Linked DNA regions of Mus musculus: region 1 is linked to region 2. A link is a loop called in an ENCODE intact Hi-C map of the cell type or tissue named here. Cell type or tissue: left cerebral cortex. All regions are shown on one strand. Each heading gives the region's core, and the rest is flanking DNA. Links, peaks and the distances in the headings are about the cores only.

Region 1 (9,775 bases), core at 2,543-7,542, 1.7 Mb after region 2:
GTTTCCCCGCTGGCGCCCAAAATAAAGACGGATTTATTCTGCATCTTGAAGTCTTCCCGAAGCTTCGGCAGTGCTTCCTTGTCCGCCATGCTGGGGAAACAACACCCGTGGGTCCTGTCTCAGAGTGCTAGGTGACACTCTTTACCCTGGGGGACAAGGGTTGTTAACTGTTGGGCAGAAGAGACTCACTCTACACAGTCCCAACCCTAGGGAAGTGCTGAGTCACAGCTCAGACAGTGGCCAATCCGAGCACCTCACAGGTGCCCGGCTGGATGAGCCCAGGTTGTCTCTATGCCACCAAGCCTCGCAGCCCACGGTAACCCAGCCTGCTTGGGCAGGGCTGCAGGGCCCGGCTCCATTCCCTACCCGGGGTTACCTGGGAGCAGCCCCGGACCCCTCGTCCCCACTCTGCAACAGTAGCATTGAAGCCACCAGCGCGGCTACGACCGTGCCCAGCACCGTGGGACCGAGCATCTCGCCGCCTGCAGCCCCGCTGTCTCCCCTCCCGGCAAGGAGCCCCAAGAGGTCCAGCCGGAGCCTACCGGCCGCGACGTCTTCCGGGTGACAGCGCGCTCGCGGCCCCGCCCCACCGAGGGCTGGAGCTGAGCGCGGGACCCGCCCCTGCGCGGGAGCTGCACCCAGGGCTCGAACCACACTCCCCGGGGCTGAGCTGCAGCGGGGCGGGGCGTGGGGGGGGCGTGGGGCTGTGCTTCACCCCAGCACAGATCTCCTCCCTCCGTCCCCCATAACCCTAGTTGCAACCGCGTTCTTCCTAACCACCTGGGGCCAGAGCCTTCAGATTTTAGATAAAAGGCATCCCGGACTTGACTCTTGGTCCCCAAATCATCTCATTCTCCTCGTTAAAAACTAGTCTCTTCTTAGGCTGGGGACGTAGCATGTAGCTCAGTTAATCAAGCGCTTGCCTGGCATACGCAGAGCCCTGGATAAAGTTGGATGTGGTGGCACAAGCAGGCAATACCAGCAAGGATGATTCTCCTTGGAAACAGAATGTTCTGAGTTCTAGGACACCCTGAAATATATGAACTTCTGTCTCAAGAGCGAAGGAGGACTTATTGGGAGGAAGCTCTCAAAACAGAGGTAGGAGAGGCTAGTACCAGGTGAGTAAGATCAAAATATATAAACATGAAATTGTTAGTAAAGCAAGACATAAAAAGAAGAAGAAGAAAAAAAAGCCTAGCTCCACTTAAGCTCTATGAAAAACAAAACTCTTTCTTGCCTCTTTAAAGACACATATCCTATTCCCTCAAGCCAGAAGCTAGGGGGGCTCCTTTGACCAGTTTTCAGGTTGATCTCCCTGCCCAGGTGCTGGCCCCCTTCTGGATGGTTGCGGTAGGAAGAGTTTCCAAACCTGATCCAATTCACAACAGGATCAATGGTTAGAACACAGCTATCCACACTGGGCATGCCCTGGATTTTGGATGCATAGAGATTAGAATACTATGACTCTGAGATACTTTCTAAACTGCATTTATTTTGTGTGTGTGTGTGTGTGTGTGTGTGTGTGTGTGTGTGTGTGTGTAGAGGTGTTATGACCGGTGTATGAAGGTCAGAGGGCCCCTTGCAGGATTCAGTTCTCTCCTTCCATGATGTGGGTTTGCCTTGATCTAACTCAGCCTCTCCCAGACTCCCTCTCCCAGAGTCAAGTCCAGGATGTGATCCTGAGCTAAGAAGGATGGGCTGTGAGTGTGATGCTCCATCGCTCCATCTAGAAGCCAAATGAAAGGTACTTTCGCCCCCGCCTTGCTGGTTGAATGTCATTATATGAAAATCTGGCCTAGGCGTGGCATTCAAATACTTCCACACAGGTTTTTCCACTCTGGGGAGCAATACAAAGATGCAATGAAGACTAGGGGTGGAGCCCTGCTGGGCAAGGACAGGGAGATTAGGATGATGGGTAGCATCCTGTGAGCCCCTGCCCTGGCTTGCCTGCCTTAACCGCTGCCTGTTTGCAGGGGCTGTGTTGAGCGCTTCCTGTTTATTCTGCCTCTAGAGTCCTTTTCCGACTTGCTGCAGTCAGATGGACTCTGCTGTTTGCAGTTTAAAATGGAGGCAATGGAGAACACTGTTGTCCTTCCCCACTGGGCTGCCACAATGCCAGGCTGTCAGGATGTATAGGTGCTGCCGTGCACCTTCTCAGAGACTGCCATATGAAAAGACACCCTCAGATCTTGTCAGCTCACATGGGGGACCCGCGTATTGAATCTCTTAAAGAGATTACTGACTGTAGCAAGCCTATGCTTTGTTTTTCAAAATTGCGATATAGTATACTTAAAATCAAATATTCAGGTTCTAAGAGTTCAGGTCATGATTCTAGAACCATAGTGTATACCATGGCTAGGTACACAGCCCAATTCATGTTACCCCAGAACATGCCTTTGTTCTTCTACTTAGCTCTTCCAGGGTTTCTGAGTTCAATTCTGAGCAACCACATGGTGGCTCACAACCATCTGTAATGGGATATGATGACCTCTCCTGGTATGCATGAAAACAGCAATACATTAAATAAATAAATAAATAAATAAATAAATAAATAAATAAATCTTTAAAAAATATATATATTCCAGTATGGTGGCACAGGCTTTTAGTCCCAGCACACAGAAGACAGAGGCAGGAGATCTCTGTAAGTTTAAGGCCAGGCTGGTCTTCAGAGCAAGCTCCAAGACAACCAGACTTCCATAAAGAAAACTGGTCTCCAACAAAAACCATGTAGGGCTGTCAAGAGGGTTCCTCACGCATATATTTAAAAGTGTGCCTTAGACCCATGTTTGTCCAATTTGAGTTCATTTTCGTGGCCCTGGAGCTGCGTCCTGTGACATGTGGGTCAGACAGCCCTGAATGTTTCTTTCTGAGTAGCTGCTCTATGGTGGTGCTCTCTCCTCCTGCCATCCTGGACTGTTCCCTGGTAGCCATGGCAACCAGGACACAGCAACACAGTGGTAGCCAGGTCGAGGGTAAAGATAAGATTAATGACGATATGAATGCTCCCCAACAGATGTCTTAAAAGCCATAGGACCTCTCTTCCCTTCCCTGAACACAGCTACAAAAGACCTTAAGATTCTAGAGCACATGTAGAGTAAAAGGTTGGTCTCAAGAGGGACTCCATGACTTAACTTCATGACGTCACCTCCCGTGATAGGGGCATCACCCACACTCCTGCAATTAGCCCTAAACCCCTGCCCCAATAAACTCACTAGTCTCGCCATGTTGGACTTTAGCAAAATCATACCTGCCTGTCTTTTATGTCCCTTGGGAGTAAATAGAAAGGAGAAATGAATACCATGGTTGTTTCCCACTGATCCAGGAGGCTAGGTTAGCCCACATCCTGCTTGTAAACAGGTTAGGTTTGCTTCCAGTTATTTTTCCTGTTATAAACAAGGATTTGAACATTTCACAGCAGTCTCGCTGTGGATGTGTTCACATCGCTCTCCCAGGGCGGGTGCACCATTTCAGACGTCACCCACTTGGTATCATCATTCATCTTTAGAGGCCAAGCAACTCCCCATTATCCTTTCAGTCAGAGCTCTATATTGTGGCACATGCAGAGGCCCATTTTGAGTCTGCCTTTCCCAGGATCACTTTCAAGCTGACCATGTGACTAAGACCTCACCCAGGCGATGATCCATAGCCTCTCTAACGTTGGTTTTCCCATCCGTGGATGAATGAGGACAATGACCTAAGCCGCAGAGCTGGATCAACTGGATCATCATGAGAGCGGTCCATACAGCATCCACTCTGGTGTTCATCAGAATCAGAGAACGGCCAGTAGCAATGATCTCGTCACACTTGGATGCTGAAGCACACAGCGGGAGTGGGGTGGGGGTGGGGGTGGGGGTTCTGTTCTGGCTACTCCAGGGCATCTCTTTAGGAAAATAATGACAGATGAACATTAAAAAACAAAGCTGCCTGGGCTTGCCCTTGACTGACTAGCTCAAGATCAGTAAGCGTTTGTTGTTATGCGTCTTCTGTTTCCAACATGTTTGTGTGTCTCTCTGTGTAGGCTATGTGTCCTTGGATGCCTGAAAGAAGACAAAAGAGGGCATTAGATTTCACAGAGCTGGAGTTACAGGCGGTTGTGAGCTGTCTGGTATGCTCTGCTTCGAGGTTATCCTGTATTCTTTACCACTGAGCCATCTCTCCAGCCCAGGACCAGCTGCTTTTAAAGATGCTGAAAAGAGTTTGCTACTCAGTTAAAGAAGGATTTCACTATGAGAGGGGAATGCATTGGGATCTATTTCCTCATAGTAGCCAGAAAGGAACAGCCTTCTACTTAAGGAAGCGCATGGTAACTGGAAGAAAACTGGGATTCAAGTCTTCCACTTAAAAAAAAAAAAGTAAAAAACATGCAACAATACACAGTCCTGTTTAGAACTTTATATATTACTGATTTAACACTTGTAGCTTTTGAAGAGGATCAAGAAAACAGAAGGAGAGAGAGAGGGGACAGAGAGAGATCTTTTTAGAAACACAGTAGACAAAATTCGTTTTACAGGTTGTACAGGAAGAAAGGAGCAGAAGGAAATTTAGACAAATGAGGAAAAGACCAGGGAAAAATGGCTACAGGAGCCATCACAGCTCTGACATGACACTGAATAGCTGGCGTTCAGACAGGAAACGCCAGTTCTCCAGGGCATGCTCTGTGTGTAAGCTCCCATGCACCTGTCTGTACCCAGGAAACACATTCAGACAGTCCAGCCTCAGCTGCTCTGAAGTAATTGCAGATATCAAGCACCAGAGGGCGCCAGAGAAGGCCGAAATGCTCGCTCATTCGGATACCCAGGTGGTCCAAAATGCCTTCTAATTATTTATAAGAAAACTTAGAGTTGGTTCTCTGGGTTGTTAACGTATGGGACAATTATGCGTGTGAATTTAGTGTCTAATATACTTTCAGTGTGAGCCGGGTATTTCATAAGTAAATAAGCAGTGTGGGAGGGTTCAGAAAGCAAAGGGATGGCCTCTAACGCATGTGTGCAGTCACTCAGCTGCTTTCCGTGTGCCTGGTGGTATGTTAAACGCCAAGGACAGAAAGACAGGCGGAATCACATTTTCTGTTGAACCCATGTGTAACAGAGATTTTAAACTTAGTGCTACTTTGCTAATTTTTTTTTTTTAAATCTGGAATTCTTACACCCTCATCTATTGGACTCTTTAGAAGAAGTATGTGATGGTTGAGTCAGGCAAGCACAGGAGGTTTAGGCTCGGACTCTATTTGGTTCGGGTTTTGCAGCCCACCCCCTTCTTGTAATAGTGCACTGGTAGGTTATGCCCCGACCCATAGGCTTTATGTATACATCCCATTCAAATAAGTCACCTAGCAACCACAGGACTCCCTCACGCCCTCACCTACAAATAGGAGGTGTGTGTGTGGCGGGGGGGGGGGGGGGTTCTCACCTATGAACAACATACACATTTATTGACCTCTAGTACCAAGATTGAAACAGTTTCTGTTCAAATGTATTCCCAGTTCATCCTATAAAGAGTGGAAGGTTCAATCCAGCATAAACTAGCTTTGGATGCATGCACAATAAGTCAACTGTGTCCTTTAGTTGCCTTTTAGAGAGAATCTCTACTGACCACCTTTTTTTTTTCTCTAAGATTCATATGTACACTGTAGCTATCTTCAGACATACCAGAAGAGGGAGTCAGATCTCATTACAGGTGGTTGTGAGCCATCATGTGGTTGCTGGGATTTGAACTCAGGGCCTTCGGAAGAGTGCTCTTAACCTCTGAGCCATCTCTATTGACCATCTTATGCCTATGTGTAATTGGGGGTGCTTACGATTAAAATCAGATGCCTTATTAGGAAGAACATGCGCAGTAGAGGAAATGATTATATAACCTATCAATCAAAATAGGAAGCCACCCAAACCATGAGCCTTAGGGACCAGCACCTCCTCCCCGTGAAGCCAAAGCAACAGTTGGGGCTCCTGAGTATATTCTCACACTTGGCCCTCTATCAATTTCGACAGTTGTATCCCTTTCTGATCTTTACCCAAAATGAAAATATCTCCCTGCTTTTGCAAGTCTCTGTGAGCCCTTCTTTTCAGTTGTGGATAAAAAAAGCCAAGAACATGACAACACCCAGGCTGGACTCTGAGCACAGGTGACAGTCAACACAGAGGCCTTGGAGGGGGACAGCTGGGCACCAGTTTCACTTGTGCTAGTTTCTTTCACCCTCCTTATGTCCTGGGTTCCTCAATCTGTGACTAGTTCTTCCCGCGCGGATGTTGTGAAGATTGAATGGATAATCCACGGAGAGTGCTTGAAATTATATCATAGTTAAGAGCCCAGGCTGTATTCAGTACTGCCTAGGCCTAGAATCCAGCTGCCAAGATTCACTACAGAGCGGGAAGGGGAGTCATACCTATCTGACCCAATTTACAGACAAGAAGATGGAATTCTGCCACCTGCTGGCTGAGTTAGCGCAGTGAAGTTCTTTTAACTTCCAAAGCCTATAAAAGGGAATGAATCCTCCATGCTGCAGCGAATATTAACTGAGGTAATGTACATGAAGCTCCCTGAAGTCAGCACACATGCCCGTGCTCACCTCTCCAAGATGTGGTATGGCTTAGTTGCTTTTGCACTGTGGTCGCCATAATTCCTGACAGAAGCAACCTGCTCCTGGCGGCTGAGGGTTTCAGTCCCCGGAAGGTTCAAAGGTGCAGCTCGGATCATGATAACTGGAGTGGGCAGCAAAGCAGCAGACCAGAGTGCTGCTGGGCTACAACTTTCAAAGGCCAGTCCCTAGTGATCTCATCCAGCCAGATGGGTCACACCTTCCGGAAGTCCCACAGCTTCCCAATACGGTTCCAGCGGCTGTGCTCGGGAATGCGTGCTCGGCGCACGCACGAGGCTGTGAGGGACATTTCAGAGTCGAACTAACTTTCACTGGAGCAAACTATAGCCTGGAGAAAAGCTAGTTCCACGTTTTACGATCACGTTTCTCATCGAATGAAATCAATAATAAACTGCCAAGTCTATGCCAGCAGCACTCGAGGGGGAGCAGGGTTCAGAGTTTATCTCCAAGAGACATGGAAACACCTATAAATCCCCCCCTAGAGTTGGCTTGTCCTTTCCATTGAGGATTATCTGGGGGTTGTGAGGTAGACAGCCAAGAGGAAGGGCTGTGCAATGGCCCTTGAGGTTAAGAGTCCTTGTAAACGCTGAGATAAGATCGTTTTCCTAGAGAAGGTGGCGGAGGGCTAGAGGATGGGCATCCACAGCTCACTGTGAGCAGAAGCTTCTGTGGTTGGGGTGTGCCTCTCACCAGGAAGATAGGACCGGATCTGCTTAGGCCACTACTGTGTTGCCACCACCACACTGGTGCCTGGCACTTAGTAAATGTATCAACGAATCCTTCACAGCATAGAGAACGCACACATCCTTGCAGTCAAAACAACACTTTTGGAGACAGAAAGATCAGAAGTCAAGGTCATCCTTGATTATATAATATAGCAAGTTTGAGAGTTTGTCTCCAGAAAACAAACAAACAAGCAAACAAACAAAAGTAATTTGATTAATGAAAATTGAGTTTAGAACCAGTTGGCCAACTAGAAGTCTAGTAAAGAAAGCTCAAGTTTCTTGCTCTTTGGTTTTATGTAAATCTATTTGTTTGACTTTGGAAGAAGAATCTTTTTTTTTTTTTAATCTTTTTGCCCTTTTCACTGTAATGAATCAGGGCTGGGGCTATATGTATCTCAGTGGTAAATTACCAGCTTGGCACATGTGAAACCCTGTGTTCCATGCCTAGAATTGCAAAATCAAACAAATAATAAATAAATAAATAAATAAATAAATAAATAAATAAATAAATTTATTTTCTTTGGTTTTGATATTGCTGTTTAAGGGTACCTCTGCTTTGAATTGCTGAAGACCCTGCTTTTGATCAGACATTCTTCTCACAACATCCTGCTAACACTGAGTAATTCTAACTGACTGAGTAATTATAAAAGTGTATTACCAAAACACAGTCAGTTTCTAAGCTTGATAAATAGTACTGTTCCCCTTCAAACATCTGAGCTCTTAGAAATCTGCTGCTTTGGAGTGTTTTTTCATAAATCACTTTTATGCAGATTACTATTGAAGAGGGCAATGAAGAGGAGAGAAATTTCAGCCCTCAAAGGAGGAAGTGACCAGGATTCTGGCAAGGACAGAAGCGCTCTTATCTGTCAATAGCCTTTTAAATTCTCCATTTAAATTTAAAACTAGCCAGCTAGCTGGACCATTGAAGCTGAAGGAGTTAGACTTGGTGGGAGAAAGTCTAATTTTAATGAAGGCGTGCTGCTGTAAACTCTGCCTAACACTAGAGGGCAGTACAGTGCTAATATTTCAGCAGCCAGGCTGGACTGACTCCCAATGTAACATGTAAAGTTATAACAACAGAGCCATCTCTCTCCAGCCCATAACTTTTTATATTTCTAAGAATGAATCAGTGAGGCTAGAGAGATAGAGAGACGGTTAAGAGCATTGACTGTTCTTCCAGAGGTCCTGAATTCGATTCCCAGAAACCACATGATGGCTTGCAACCATCTGTAATGGAATCTGATGCCCTTTTCTGGTGTGTCTGAAGATAGTTACAGTGTACTCATATACATTTAAATAAATAATAAATAAATTTTAAAATTAATCACCTATTTTCCTTTTATTCTTTCCTCTTTCTCTTTCTCTCTCTCTCCCCTTCCTCTTCTTTCTTCTTCTCCTCCTCCTCCTCCTCCTCCTCTACTTCTTCTTCCTATTGCAGTGGTGGTGATGATGATGGTGGTGGTGGTGATGATGACGACGCCTCACTTTGTGGTCTGATGGACCTGGAACTTGCTGTTTAGACTTGTGGCAATCTTCCTGCTTCAACTTCCCAAGTTGTTAACGTTGTGCTGTTAATGGAATACTTCAGAATAAATTATTAGAGCATTTGGGCTGTAACTCTTGGTTTTACACCTTGTTGTTCTCCAACTAAAGGGTACACGCTTTACATGCTAAGAAAACTGTGTTCAAGTCCCATTCAGCTAAGCCCTGCCTAGGTATCTGTCCGTTTAGACCCCAAGTTAATTCTTTGTAAAGTTCTTGTGACATAGAATTATTAGGAGAATAAAATGAGACAGTGTACAGCAATCTTTTGGGACTGAAAAATGATATCATAACCAAAAACTAGATTTATCACCCAAATTAATTTTCATAATACTTAGCATTCCCGAGCAAGAGAACACATGGTCTGATGAGATGAGGAGGCACCTTGCTTCATCATAACCAGTAGAAAGTGTTTTAGCTCAGCCTCGCTGCATTTCTTCTCATGCTGAAAGACACTACCATCCTTATGGGTATCAGTGTGGCTGACTTGAATACAGAAATTAGAGTTCTTGGGCCAACGAGATGGCTCATTGGGTAAAGGAGATTGCTGCCACATCTGGTATCCCGAGTTCACTTCCTGGGACCCACATAGTGGAAGGAGAGAACAGACTCCTGAATGCTGTCCATTTGACTTCCTCTGGGTATTGTGGCACCTGTGTGTGTGTGTGCACACACACAAGTAAACAAATAGATGTAACAAAAATAAAGACAGAAATTAGAGTTCTTGCAGAGTCACAGAAGATGAAGATGTTCTACTATGTGTTAAGGTGCTGAAGAAAGGTGCACGAGTTGAGTCCCAGCCAGACAAGAATTCACAGTGTCATTTTTCTTGCTGCATCTTTGCTCCCCCACCCAATAACAAAAAGGGCAATCACAGCGATTGTCTTACTTTGCCATGAAGATTGCCAAGTCT
Region 2 (9,775 bases), core at 2,609-7,608:
CATCATCTGGGGCTGGGACCTTGTGAAAGTTCCCATGTGCACACTGTCATGCTAAACATTGTCTTCACGTGGGACTAGTTTAGGTAACCATATAGTAGATTTTATGGGTGCAGCTTTTTTTGTCATTTCTAGCAGGTGAATTTATCAGGTGGCATACTTACGATCTTTCCATCCTTTGTTCTGTGATGTTCCTTAGGTAAAGAATCTGTGTTCTAGACACACTCACTGGGGCTGGGCATCCCGTAGTCAGTCACTTACCCTTAGATGCAGATTCTTGAGTAAAGGAAAATCATGGCTGAGCAATGGCCTAACTGATTCTGGTGACAGCAACACTTAATGCTTTTATACTTAACACCAAAATGACAGTTTGGTGCCATGGTGGTGCATGTCTGCATCCTTGGCACATAGGAGGCTGAGGCAGGAGGTTCAAGACTTCTGACTCAACAAATTGTATGTCAGCCTAATTAAACCACGATAACCATGAATTCAAAACTCTAACCATGATGGGCTTTTCAATGCCATGCCTTCAGTGGAGGGCTGTGGTAACCTCCAGACTAATTCTAGTTTTACATTAGTTCTCATTTTTCTCAGTTCAGGGATGTCACTTTTGGATAGTCACCAAACACCTCTCACCTTTGTATCCTTCTTTGGAAAATAGTGATGATAAATTTACCAGCCTGTGCTCTCATGAGAATTAAATGCACAGTATATATTAAAGAAGAGGCACTCTCCTGATTTATAGTTGTGTTCAGTATCATTTCTTTTTAAAGATTATTAAAAGCAAATGTCCAGCAGTATCGATCTACAGGTATAGATTAAGAGTAGTTTTATTGCTATGTTCATTTAGCACTGCAGTTCTCAACCTGTGGGTTGCATCTCAGATATCTTGCATATCAAGATGTTTACATTATGATTAATAACGGTAGCAAAATTACACCTATGAAATAGCAACAAAAATAATTTTATGGTTGGGTACACCACAACATGAGCAACTGCATTAGCAAGTTGCAGCATTTGAAAGGCTGAGAACCATTGATTTAGCAGAATATTAATAGTGGGGCCTCTGTGGCCTATGGCCTATCTAGTTTCAGGGGTTTGGTCTCATTAACAGTGTCAGGAATGGGTTACATATCATGGAGAGGTCCAATCAAAAAGTATTTGGCTACTCCCATAATATTTTTGCAGCTGTTGCACAAGTATATCTTGTAAACAGGTTTTGTCGATTGGTGAGACAGAGGTTTATTTTTCTCCTCCAGTAGTAGTTTACATTGTACCTTCCAGCATTATGAATGCTAGTCAATAAGGGAGTAGCCTCTATTTGAACACCAGGATGATTTCTTCGTGTTCTATGACATGAATAAGTGATTTCTTCAGTAATAGGACCTTACCTTCAGGTTATAGAGGGTAACCAATAGCATTGGCAACTGTCAATGATTGTCAGGGTCTATGAGAGGAGCCCTTTGGTGAGTGGCTAAACCAGATGTAACCCATTCTCAAAAGTGAGGGTTTTATTTGATAGACTATGATGTCATTGGGGCACTGTTTCCCTTATTTTTGCTGGCTCCACTTAGATTCTTTCCATGCATATACTTCTTTTAGGAAGCTTCGACTGTAGTAGTTTCCGTACTGTTTTCAAATGGCCCATGTTAGTTGTCCCTCCTTATATTCCATCAGTTTCCCTTCACTCCCCTCCACTTCCCTATTTAATTCTCCTATTTTAGTTTCCACCTTATCCCTCTATAACTCTATATCCATCCCAGGAAAAGACAGTTAGGTTTCTGGGTTCTAGGTTAGCTGGATCTACAGAGTAAGTTCCAGGACATGCAGGTCTAGATAGAGAAAGCTGGTCTCAAAAAACAACAACAACTACACACACACACACACACACACACACACACACACACACACCCCAATATATTATAATTCCTCATTTTAAAGCCTCCCCCACCCCCACCCTTGGCTCTTTACTAATCACCTAACCTCGGTGTGTATTCTGAATAAAATACATATATCTAAAGCTGAAAAGACAACATTCACATATAAGAGAAAACAAGCCTTTTTTTTTTCTTGACAGCTGAATAATATTCCATTGTGGAAATGTATTCATCAACTTATGAATGGGTAATGAAAATGTGGTTCATCAAACTTTGTTTTCTATTATTCAATCTAATTCAGTTTTAAGACCTCATCCTTCTGATCTCTTGAACTAAAATGTCAATTAATCCAAGTTGTACCGCCCTACCATTGCAGCTAAATTCTTTATCCTGTGCATTAGGGAACAGCAATGAATATACTCCTGGGTATCATAGCACATCTCTTGTGTCTTAGCCTGTCTTGTCCTGTGTCATTGGCCCCCACTGACTGCTGCTGTGCAATTCGAGCCCCAAGCCTACCCTCTGTATTGTTTTAAAACAATTACTAGGAGCTCAAGAAGCCAAAAGCTAATCTCTCTAATCACTTCAGAGCACTGGGAAATGGGCAGGCACTGGGAGATTGCATCATTGTACCACATGATCACTTATGCCATAGTGTTTCTAAGGACCAGTCCTGCCTACTTCTTAGATCTCTTATGACTGACTCTCCTACCTCCACAGTTTCAGGTCAAAACCCGCAAGCAGCATCTGACTATCTGGGAAACCCCATCCCTGCAGCAGTAAAGGCAAGATTCCATTGCTGGGATCAGGGGTAACTGGACAACCAGAAACAACTTGGAGAAACTCTGGTTAAACGCAAAATACTACTACTGGGTTGCTACTATGATGAAATGAGTTTGGCACAACCACCATCTACAGAGAAAATAGATTCAGGCTATGAAGTAGGGTTTTTTTTTTTTTTTTTTTTTTTTTTATGAACTTTAATGTAGTTGGATGCAGGTATAGAGGAAAAGTTGACCATCCCCAAACATTGACTTCCTCTATTGCCCTTTCTTATTTCCTTCCATCTACCCCCCCTCCCTTTTTCATATCACTGTGTGATAGCTTTTAGTTTCATGACCTTTTCGCAGCTTTTACATATGAGAGATAGCATGTGGTACTTGTCCTCATAGGACTGAGTGTTGAAGGTAATATCCTGATTATTGGTTGTGTTCATTTTTCTTGCCAATGGCATGATTTGATCCTTTACAACTGGGAAACCCCCATAGCCCAGCCTGTTTGCTAGTTAATTGGGTTCTTGTAGACTTGTTTCTTAGGTGAGTGATTTTGTGTGTCATGGTCATCTGCTGAATATAGAAAACTATTTTGAAGTAAAATCAACATCACACAAGAGTAAATGTAAGAAAGAAAATACAAGAAAAATATTAATAAAAACTTCTACACTCACATTGTATTTCCCCCATATTTTGAACTTTTGATGTCCTACTTTATCATCATAGTGCTCATCGATTTATAAATACAATTAGTTTTGAGGCTTTAGTCTTCATACTAAAGCTATATTCATTTTATGCTCTGTGTCTACACTCCTCCTGCATTGGGAGTCCAACTGTATGGTTGCTCTCACCATTTTTAGGGTCTATTGTGGGAAAGGTATGGTTGTGATAAATTATCTCTGGTATGTTTTTTTTTCCGGAACTTACCATACATTTCCATCATTTTAAAAAAGAGTAGGTTGATGGACCTAGAGGGCATCATCCTGAGTGAGGTAACCCAATCACAAAAGAACTCACATAATATATACTCACTGATAAGTGGATATTAGCCCAGAAACTTAGAAGACCCAAGATATAAGATACAATTTGCTAAACACATGAAACTCAAGAAGAATGAAGACCAAAGTGTGGACACTTTGCCCCTTCTTAGAATTGAGAACAAAACACCCATGGAAGGAGTTATAGAGACAAAGTTTGGAGACGAAAGGATGGACCATCTAGAGACTGCCCTATCCGGGATCCATCCCATAATCAGCCTCCAAACGCTGACACCATTGCATACACTAGCAAGATTTTGCTGAAAGTACCCAGATATAGCTGACTCTTGTGAGACTATGCCAGGGCCTAGCAAACACAGAAGTGGATGCTCACAGTCAGCTATTGGATGGATCACAGGGCCCCCAGTGGAGGAGCTAGAGAAAATACCCAAGGAGCTGAAGGGGTCTGCAACCCTATAGGTGGAACAACAGTATGAACTAACCAGTACCCCGGAGCTCTTGACTCTAGCTGCATATGTATCAAAAGATGGCCTAGTTGGCCATCACTGGAAAGAGAGCCCCATTATCTGCCTCAGTACAGGGGAATGCCAGGGCCAAGAAGTGAGAGTGGGTGGGGGAGCACGTGGGAAACTTTTGGGATAGCATTGGAAATGTAAATGAAATAAATACCTAATAAAAAACAAAATAAAAAAAAAGAAAGAAGAAAAAAAAAAGAGTAGGTTGTCTGGATGAAGTTTTCTTCTTTAAAGTATCCTATGTTGAAATTTTCTCCTTTGCTAGCTTTTTCTCTTTTGATACAGCACTGTGGCTAACTCAACTTGTTCATGACTAGACAGTAAGGTCCCTGTTGACACTGGTGATGTTAGGCGAGTTAGAGCACCTCACCTGGTACTTGGAATTTTATTACTTTAATAAGTTCCTCTTTGCCTTTCTTCTTTGAGAGCTTGATAATAAATGTCTTGGGATTGACTTGGCTGAGTTAAGAAATAACAGTCACATTTGGCTCCCCTGTATTAGATATAGGGTGTTTTACTGTTATTCTGTCTGTCTGTCTCTGTCTCTCTGTCTCTCTGTCTCTGTTTGCCTGTCTTTCTCTCTCTCATGTATTGTGCTTCTAGAACTCAAAATTTGTCCTTTGAATGCTGCTTCAAATTTCAGATAAGTGTTCTTCATTTTGTTCTCCTTCATGTGTCTTCAAACGGCATGTCTTCAAGCTCACCAATTCCTCCTTCCATTTGATATGTTCAGCTGTTGATGTTTCATATTTAAAATTTTGTCTAGAGAATACTGGGGTGTACAATTTTTGTTTGTTTCAGTCTTTGGTTATGTTAATCAATTTCCCTACTTTTAAGTACTTGGAGTCTTAAACTCCAGGTCTGTATTTCATGTGTTGTCATTCTTTCAGCACTAGATGGCACCCTAGGCCCAAGTTTGTCTATAACCATAGTTGGTGTCATCAGAATGGACTGGGTAGGGGTGTACCAAAAAAACCAAAACAAAAACCAAAACAAAACAAAAAACCACCAAAAAACAAAAAAAAAAACCACCAAAAAACCAAAACAAACAAACAAAAAAACCCCCCAAAAAAACAGATTTTAGAAGAAATGCTCTCAGTTTTTCTTTTTTTCCAGATTTACTGCAGTTTAGATATGGTTTTCTCTTATCCGTAGTTTCTTCAGGACTTTTATTGTGAAAAGTGTGTTGAATTCAAAAGGATTGTGTGACGTGATCTGTCCTAGGCTCCATTAAAATAGTGTATTATATTTACCGATTTGCATATGTTGAGCCAAATCTGCATCCTGGGTATGAAACCAGCATGATTGCGATGTACATCCTTCTTAATGTATTATCAAGTTCAGTTGGCAAGTCTTCTTTTGGCAGAAACTCAGCATCTATGTGTATCAGGGAGTTTGGTTTGTAGTTTCCTACTTTTGTTGTGTCTTTATGTGGTTTGGGTACCAGGGAATACTGATCTTGTGAGAGGGTTTTGGTAGTAGTGTTCTTTTCCTTTGATTTTTGTGGAACAGCTTGAGAAATATGGCATGCTGAATAGTTTTATGTCAACTTGACCCAAGCTAGAGTCATCTGAAAGGAAAGAGCCTCAATTGAGAAAATGCCTTCATAGAAGCATGCTATAGGAAGGTCTGTAGAAAACTTTCTTTATTAGTGATTGAGGGGAGGGCAAGCCCTTTGTTGATGGTGCCATCCCTGGACTGATGGGATTGAGTTTTATAGGAAAGCAGGCTGAGGAAGCTATGAGCAGCAAGCCAGTAAGCAGTGCCCCTCCATAGCTTCTGCATCAGCTCCTGCCTTCATATTCCTGCCCTCACTGCTTTTGATGATGAATTGTTACGTGGAACTTTAAGTGAAAATTAACCCTTCCCTCTCCAAGTTGTTTTTGGTCATGTTTCATCACAGAAATAGTAACCCTAAAAAAGACACATTGGCATTAAAATTTCATAAAAATTATGGTAGAATTCACCAGTAAATCTGTCCATTCCTGAGCTTTTGAGATTCCATCTTAACTCAGTCAGAATGACAATCATCAAGCAAACAAGTGACAACAGATGCTGACACAGAGGTACAGAAGGACTCCTTGCTCACTGGTGGTGAAAATGTAAACCAAAGGTAGAGTTTTCTCAAAACATGAAAACCAGAGATAGTACATGCATGGCCTAGCCTAGCCCTGCCACTCCTGGGCATATACCCCAAGGATTCTACATCTCCCCATAATAACACCTGCACACCAATGTTTATTGCCACAGTATTCACAACAACTGAGAAATTGGATCATCCTGAATTTCCATCAACAGGCAAGAAGGCAGTGAAAATGTGGCACAGAAACACAATGAAATATTACTTAGCTATAAGAAAAATATAATTATGAAATTTGCAAAAAACATATAGATCTAAAATATATTTTTTCAGAAAAGGAAGGAACATTTCTTCTCTATACCATAGTGATCACAACTCTCTGTTTCCTTCTCTTAATATTTGTTCATATACATATCTACATACATACATATATATGTGTATATACATTATAGAAGAGAAAGAAGCTTTAAAATTTTCTATTTTGTCGTAAATTATGTGTACTCTCTGTGTGTGTTTGAGGGGGGGGGAGCACAATGTCTGCAGAGTCCAAAGGAGGAGGGGTTGGATTTCCTGGAGCTCAAGTTACAGGTGGTTGTGAACTATCTGATGTACCTGTTAGGAACTCAACTCTGTTCCTCTGCAATGGCAGGACATGCTCTTAATCACTGGATCATCTCTCCAGCCTTTGAGAAGAAGTTTAACAGGAGTGTGAGAGGAGAAATAGATCACAGTAGAATATATGCGATATGGCAGTGGAAAAGCGAATCCTTGGATAGAAATGTGCAAATAAGGAGGGAACAGGGAAGTAAGAGGAACAATTAACCAAAACAAAAATGTGTGAAAATGCAAAGAAATCCTGTTGCTTTGCATGCTAATGTTAAAAAAGATAGAGCATCTCTACCTCCCTGCACTTGGAGACAGAGCCAGGTTCTCAGTGAGCAGCCTACAGTAAAATGTTTTCTGATCTGGGGTAAAGCTGTCCTCTCCATGGAGACCAGCCTTAGCATCTTATACAATGTATCATTTTTGCCCTCAAGCAGATAAGGAATGTCTTGTATTGTGAATATTTGGGGAAAGAGATGCACTTCACACTTTCACAGTTACCTCTACTGTACCCACAACTCCCAGAGACCCTTGTCAACACAAGGACAGATAAACAATTAAGGCCAATGCTGCTATGGTCTACCTTATACCACTTAGTGCTCCTGACTTAGCATTGTAGAACCCATCACGAATGATACTTTTTAGAATACATGTCAATATGGCTGGGGTCTTCAGGGTCCTCCTGCTGCAGAGAAGGGTCCAAAGGCTCTACTGAGCTCACTGGCCTACGGCAAGAAGTCACAGAAATCTTCCTAGTTTGGATTTCACAAGTCTAGTATTGAGTTCCAAGACAAAGCCATTTGTTTACTTTAATGTCTTACTCTCCCTTCTCAGAGATTACATAGATTTTCATAATGGTTTTTGTTGTTGTTGTTTTCCTTTTTCAGCAGCTTCATTGAAGTATAATTTACATACTAGAAATCCATTTTTCCCACCTTTTAGATTAGATATTTTCTTCATGTACATTTCAAATGCTACCACAAAAGTCCCCTATACACCCCCCTCCCCCCCCCCCCGCGCCCTGCTCCCCTACCCACTCACTCCTACTTCTTGGCCCTGGTGTTTCCCTGTACTGGGACATATAAAGTTTGCTAAACAAAGGGGCCTCTTTTCCCAATGATGGCCGAATAGGCCATCTTCTGCTACATATGCAGCTAGAGACATGAACTCTGGGGGTACTGATTAGTTCATATTGTTGTTCCACCTATAGGGTTGCAGACACTTTCAGCTCCTTGGGTACTTTCTCTAGCACCTATATTGGGGGCCCTGTGTTCCATCTTATAGATGACTGTGAGCATTCACTTCTGTATTTGCCAGGCACTGGGATAGCCTCACAAGATACAGCTATATCAGGGTCCCTTCAGCAAAATCTTGCTGGCATATGCAATAGCGTCTGCATTTGGTGGTTGATTATGGGATGGGCGCCCGAGTGGGGAAGTCTCTGGATGGTCCATCCTTTTGTCTTAGTTCCAAAATTTGTCTCTGCAACTCCTGTCATAGATATTTTATTTCTTATCCTAGGGAGTATCCATGCGTTGATCTTCCTTCTTGATTTTCTTGTGTTTTAGAAGTTGTATCTTGGGTATTCTAGGTTTCTGGGCTAATATTCACTTATCAGTGAGTGCATATCAAGTGACATTTTTTGTGATTGGGTTACCTCACTCAGGATGATGCCCTCCAGATACATCCATTTGCCCAAGAATTTCATAAATTCATTGTTTTCAATAGCTGAGTAGTACTGCACTTGTAAATGTACCACATTTTCTGTATCATTTCCTCTGTTGAGGGACATCTGGGTTCTTTCCAGCTCTGGCTACTATAAATAGGACTGCTATAAACATAGTGGAGCATGTGTCTTTCTTACCAGTTGGAACATCTTCTGGGTATATGCCCAGGAGAGGTTTTGTTGGATCTATCGGTAGTGCTATGTCCAGTTTTCTGAGGAACTGCCAGACTGATTTCCAGAGTGGTTGTACCAGCTTGCAATCCCACCAGCAATGGAGGAGTGTTCCTCTTTATCCACATCCTTGCCAGCATCTGCTGTCACCTGAATTTTTGATCCTAGTCATTCTGACTGGTGTGAGGTGGAATCTCAAGGTTGTTTTGGTTTGCATTTCCCTGATGATTAAGGATGTTGAGCATTTTTTCAAGTGCTTCTCAGCCCTTTGGTAATCCTCAGTTGAGAATTCTTTGTTTAGCTCTGTTTGCAAATTCATCAGGAATAACAAAAAACCTAGGATAGCAAAAACTATTCTCAACAATAAAAGAACCTCTGGGGGAATCACCATGCCTGACCTCAAGCTGTACTGCAATTGTGAAAATAAAACTGCATGGTACTGGTACAGTGACAGACAGGTAGATCAATGGAATAGAATTGAAGACCCAGAAATGAACCCACACACCTAAGGTCACTTGATCTTTGACAAGGGAGCTGTCTTAGTCAGGGTTTCTATTCCTGCAAACACATCATGACCAAGAACCAAATTGGGGAGGAAAGGGTTTATTCAGCTTACACTTCCATACTGCTGTTCATCACCAAGGAAATCAGGACTGGAACTCAAGCAGGTCAGAAACCAGGAGCTGATGCAGAGACCATGGAGGGATGTTACTTACTGGCTTGCTTCCCCTGGCTTGCTCAACCTGCTCTCTTATAGAACCCAAGACTACCAGCCCAGAAATGGTCCCACCCACAAGGGGCCTTTCCCCCTTGATCACTAATTGAGAAAATGCCTTACAGCTGGATCTCCTGGAGGGATTTCCCCAAATGAAGCTCCTTTCTCTGTGATAATGCCAGCTGTGTCAAGTAGACACAAAACTAGCCAGTACAATTGACCCCTTGTCAACTTGACACAGAAACACACCACTAGTAAGCCTCAACCCTTAGTTTCTTATGCATCCCCAAGATCTAAACAACTTTAAAAGGCCCACAGTC

The links. Peaks named below come from ENCODE experiments on the same cell type or tissue, not always from the same donor. Only the 100,000 strongest peaks of a DNase experiment are listed, where the experiment ranks them.
Region 1: a loop joins it to region 2, with 3 times the contacts of the local background. A loop is called at or near these places in 2 of 42 quality-filtered maps.

Annotation. Positions count from the first base shown.
Region 1 is chr7:49,749,913-49,759,687 of GRCm38, reverse strand. Gm32962 (a long non-coding RNA gene) reads right to left here and starts at 6,833. Exons shown (of 2, transcript XR_391460.2): 1 at 6,566-6,833; 2 at 3,527-4,037. Htatip2 (HIV-1 Tat interactive protein 2) reads right to left here and starts at 582. Exons shown (of 6, transcript NM_016865.3): 1 at 377-582; 2 at 1-90. The coding sequence starts at 474. In left cerebral cortex, for the core only: CTCF peaks have their summits at 4,758 (motif pointing right) and 6,425 (motif pointing left); DNase peaks (open chromatin) are centred at 4,750 and 6,422.
Region 2 is chr7:51,430,353-51,440,127 of GRCm38, reverse strand. No RefSeq gene overlaps it. Among named protein-coding and RNA genes, the nearest start is that of Gm33015, 8.8 kb to the left of the region's middle. In left cerebral cortex, for the core only: a CTCF peak has its summit at 5,041 (motif pointing right); DNase peaks (open chromatin) are centred at 5,047 and 7,170.